Regions from separate parts of the Homo sapiens genome. Here region 2 is linked to region 1. The links are chromatin loops, found by intact Hi-C in ENCODE. Cell type or tissue: endothelial cell of umbilical vein. All regions are shown on one strand.

Evidence for each region. Peaks named below come from ENCODE experiments on the same cell type or tissue, not always from the same donor. Only the 100,000 strongest peaks of a DNase experiment are listed, where the experiment ranks them.
Region 2: it touches region 1 in a loop (3-fold over the local background); 1 of 110 quality-filtered maps calls a loop at or near these places.

What each region holds. Positions count from the first base shown.
Region 1 is chr12:107,514,463-107,516,962 of GRCh38, forward strand. The region is part of intron 1 of ABTB3 (ankyrin repeat and BTB domain containing 3); the gene reads left to right. Among named protein-coding and RNA genes, the nearest start is that of PWP1, 170 kb to the right of the region's middle. RefSeq lists an enhancer at 1,030-1,324. In endothelial cell of umbilical vein, no CTCF peak of the experiment used is centred here; a DNase peak (open chromatin) is centred at 1,149; H3K27ac peaks cover 1,706 bases.
Region 2 is chr12:107,328,053-107,330,552 of GRCh38, forward strand. All of the region lies in intron 1 of ABTB3 (ankyrin repeat and BTB domain containing 3), which reads left to right. Among named protein-coding and RNA genes, the nearest start is that of ABTB3, 11 kb to the left of the region's middle. In endothelial cell of umbilical vein, no CTCF peak of the experiment used is centred here; a DNase peak (open chromatin) is centred at 949.

The DNA.
Region 1 (2,500 bases):
CCTTTAGGTCCACTCAAACTCATATTTGAACCTCAGTTCCCTCTGTATCTAAACTTGGGTCTTCATCACCAGGCCACGGCTGCCCTTGACCCCAATAGTGGAAATTGATGAGTAGTCCAAAACTCAGGCCTGCATCTGACACTAAAACATGATGCTAGGACCTTCTCCCTGACCAAGCATATTTTTACATGAAAAATAAATAAATAACTTCAGTTTACCTGTATACCCCATGTAGAGTCTCCAATGAGGAAAAAGAAAATTAAACCCTGGTATATAATCTTTGTGTAATAGATCAATTATAGATTTCCCTAATCTCTATAATCTAACTCTCAAAGCTTCTTTGAATAATTATATTTCCATATTTAAATTTCATAATCCTCTAAAAGAAGGAGAAATAATTCCAAGGGAAATTGTTGATTCTTTTAATAAGGGACAAAGTAGTCGAAAGCTGGGTTAGTGCACGTTAACTGACTTTCCTCTCAGTTAACATATGTTGGGAACCTACTGTTTGCTTAGCACATGCAAAATACTTTGATACACATGATCTCATTTCGCTCTCATACCTCACTCCCATCCCCAGAAGTCCGATGAGGAAAACAAGGTCATTACTATCACCCCCATTTCACAGAAGAGGAAACTGAGGTCCAGAGAGATTCTATGACCTGCCGAAAGTCAAACACAGTGAGAAGTGGCAGAGCTAAGACTGAAGCTCTGGATTCCAGTCTCCAAGTCCCATTTGCTCAGGCCTCCAAGTCCCAGTTGCTCAATATGTGAAGCAACATTTTAAAACAAAGATCTGGGTTGTTGACTTGCTGCAAATAGTGCAAATACTAAGAAAGCAATCCCGTTGAGAATATGTGAGTCATCTGTACTATTAATTAGACAACCTTCTCCCCAACATTCAGGGCCCAGGTCTCGAGTCTCCTTTGCTGTGAAGTCCCCTCTGACCATCATCCCCTTTCCCTAACTAGAGGGTCTCCTTACCCTGAAAATTGGGTCACATGTTGGAGTGGGTCATGATTATATGGCACTTTTTGCAGTGAACTCTTTAAGGGGTGGTAAGTTCCTGAATTAGTCAGAGACACCAGGACCATCAGATGAGGAATTGGCCCAAGATTCATTGCCGTGGCAACAGCTACTTGACTTAGCCTCTGACTTAATGTCTTGGCAGGTGGGCAAACCAGAGGAAGTAAGGATGACTCAGTGTGTTCCTGCCTGAGCTGAACAGGAGAATGACATGGCTGTCAAGGGAGAGGCAGGAGGCTGGGCTTGGATGGTGAGCATTTCTGGGAAGGTCTTTTCTTCCCTGAAAGCTGAGGGTTCCTAAAGTACAGCACTAGGTAGTGCCCAGGAAATGGTGAATCTGTGTCATAGCCCACAGTGTTTTCAGACTGCCCATGTCGACCCATTAGTGGATCATGATGTCACTTTTGTTGCTGCAGTCAGCATTTTTTATTACTAAGATGGAAGAGAAGTGAAAAGGAAAACAAATGAGAGTGCCTCACATGTAGTAAGGGTCACTGTTATTTTCCATTAATATTTTAATGGAAATTATGAAGAGTGTGTGTGTGCATGTGTGTGTGTGTGTGTGTGCGCACACACACACCAGGCTGTGATATAAAATATATTCTTACTCTGAGTCACAGTCAAAAATATTTGAAAAAAACAAGATTGGATTAGAGTCTTAGAAGAAAATCCATTGACTAATTTCCTGATTATGGAAACATTAAAATCTAATGGTCATCTGTATCATTCATCCATTATTCTTTTTTTTTTTATTTTTTTGGAGACAGAGTCTCACTGTGTCACCCAGGCTGGAGTGCAGTGACATGATCTCAGCTCACTGCAACCTCCGCCTCCCGAGTTCAAGTGATTTTCCTGCCTCAGCTTCCTGAGTAGCTGGGATTACAGGCACCCACCACCACAGCCAGCTAATTTTTTGTATTTTTAGTAGAGACGGGGTTTCACCATGTTAACTAGGCTGGTCTTGAACTCCTGACCTCAGGTGATCCGCCCACCTCGGCCTCCCAAAGTGCTGGGATTACAGGCGTGAGACACCACACCCGGCCCTGTTATTCATTATTCATTATTTATTTATCCAAAAAGTCATCTACTAGGGTTCCCTACCCCGTTGTCTCACCCTCTGTTAGATGTGAAGGTGAAATATTTAGGAGAAAGTGAGTAGCTCAGTGTGTCTGGAGCCACCAATCAGGCAGTGGGGACGAGAGCAGGAGTGTGAAAGGCCCACCTTACAAAGGTGCCCATCTTCAAAGGAGGAGCCTTTGCTGAGGCCTTGTGGTTCAGGCAGGGTGAGGAGTGGACTTTAACTTCTGGTCTTGGCATTCTGTCTCCCCTCACCTGCTAGTTGGTTTAAATTATTTAACACTTGTCTATTGACACTATTTTATTTCCAGATTATTTTGTCCATGCCAGTGTCATCTCTTCAGTTTTAAATGACTTGAATATGTCCTCTTCTTTTGCATCTCCAAAAAGCTGGGCA
Region 2 (2,500 bases), 190 kb before region 1:
ACTAGATGTAAGGGGACTGAAAATTATGGTCTCTGGTAGGGCAGCCACCCACAGCCACAAGTCTACACTATCAGAGGGGCATAAGCATTTAATAGAGCTAGCCACCTCAACAACCTTACAAAGCAGGCGCTATTATTATCCCCATTTTACAGATTAAGAAGTTGAGGAACAGAAGGTTTAATGAATTTGCTTAAGGTGACATGGCTTGCAAGTGGCTGGCCAGATTTGAATTAGGCATTTGGCAGACTGCCTTATAGAATACTTGTGAGGAGCAAAATGACATAATGAATGTGAAACGTTGATCCTAGCATCTCATATGCACTTAATAACTGTTATCTTTATCTTTATTATTATCGATAGTATCATTCTATACTGAAAGTGGAGTGGTTTAACAGTGAATGGATGCAAAGATAAAATGTCAATCTGAATGAGTGGGTGCTCCAGGAAAATTGTATTACGTGTCTGTCTTTTCTTCTTTGCCTTCTCCTGCATTTTATCCACAGGGGGAACTACCAGTTGCTGAACCAGGGACTATTCCAGGATTTCCACACACATGACTTCATTTAATCTCCACACTCTTCTTGTGAAATGACTGTTTCTTATCCCCATTGTGCTGAGGAAGAAACTGAAGCTCAGAAAAGTTCAGCAACTAGTTCAGGATGCCACAGCTACAAAGTGGTTGAGTTGGGACTTGGGCTCAAAAGCCTGTGCGCTGAACTGCCGCAGCCCAGTGGTGAAATCTGGATCATAGGGGCCCCCAGGAGGATCCCAGAAGGACTCAAGTGCAGCCTGAGGGGCGTGTGGGGTAGAGGGCGGGGCTTGCCTTGGTGGTGGTGGTTATGGTTGATGATTGTCCTTGCGCATAATATGTGGTCGCAGGTCTTTTTTTAGTCCCCGCCGGCTTCCCCTCTCCCTGGCTGCCCCATGAGTCACTTCCCAGCTGTCCATCAGATCACAGCGTAGCCTCCTCAGCTGGAGGCCCTGGGGAAATAGCTGGCTTTATCGTCTCCAGGGACAGCTCCCCCCATACCCTGCCTAGCTGGGTGGGCTCAGTGCCATAAGAAGCACAGGCCCTCTGACAAGTAGAACTGAATTCAGAAAACTGTGACATACAGGAGAATTGATTCCATTTCTACTGCAGAGGAGACTGAGGCTGGTCCTCCCTGAGAATCACAGAGCTGGGTTTTTCCCAGACTCTGGAGTTAGGTGGACCAGGGTTCAAATTCTGGCTCTATTGCCTACAAGCCAGGTGATCTTGGGCAAGTCAGTTCATCTTTCCCAGCCTCAATTTTCTCGTCTGCTTAATAAGGGTAATGGTAGCGCTCCCTCATAAAGAAAATGTCGTTGAGAGAATAAAATGAGTTAATTCATATAAAAGTCTTTAGAATAATATTGGACACATCATAAGTACTCAATATCTGTTAATAATCATCATCATTATTATTAAGTGCTTAAGCAGTGCCAGCCTCCTTGCTGAAAGAACTGCTCCCTGGATGCTGCCTCATTTACTGAGTGACTGAAAAGCCTTCTATAGTTTGTCAGTAAACAGACTTCTGGAGTTTGACCACTTATTAGCTGTGTGATGTCAGGCAAGTTACCTAACCTCTCTGTGACTCAGTCTTTCCCTTTGTTACATGAGAGTAATAGTGAAAACTAATTCTGAAGGCTGTTGGGAAGTGCCTGACATGTAGAAATTGCTTCATACATGTTGGCTATTGTGGGGTTTTATTATATTCATTATGACTGTTTCTATAGGCACTGTGTTAAATGTTGAGCAACACAGTCCCTGTGCTCATGGAGCTTGCAGGCCTGTGCTGGGTTTAATTTATTCATCAAAGAATTATGCAGATGTAAATTTACAACTGGTGACATGTGCAACAAAGGAGAGACATACAGGCTATTAGAGTCTTTACCACAGCTCTTGATGTGGTTGGGAGTAAGGCTTCACTAAGGAAATGGGGAAGTGAGGCTTGAGTGAGGCTGGAATGAGGCTGAAGCATGGCCAAGTTGGTGGAAAAGGTAGGAAGAATACTTGGTGAATGCGAACTGCATGTGCAAAGGGCCTGTGGCAGGGGAGAGCATGGGGGGAAGGTAGAATGGCCACTGCAGCTGGAATGGGAGAGGGTAGGGAGGGAGCCTGGTAGAGGTTAGACTAAGCATCTGCCAGATTAAGCAGGCTTTTATAGAGGGCACTGGAGAGCCCTTGAAAGCTTTTAAGGAGGGAGATGCAGTGATCAGATTTGTGTTCTAAAAAGATCATGTTGGCATTAGTTCAGAGAGCAGACTGGAAGGGTGAATGTGGGAAGGCTGGTTAGGTATTGTCATCATCCCCATCTTACCCAAGAAGAATCTGAGGCTGTGACACATTAAGTCACTTGCCCAAAGTTGCTAAGACAATAAGTAGAGAACTCAATTTAAAAACAGAATTTAAGTCTGAGGGACTTCAAATTTGACCTTCCTCTCACCATACCATGCCTCATTCCAAGGGAGTATCTGGTTT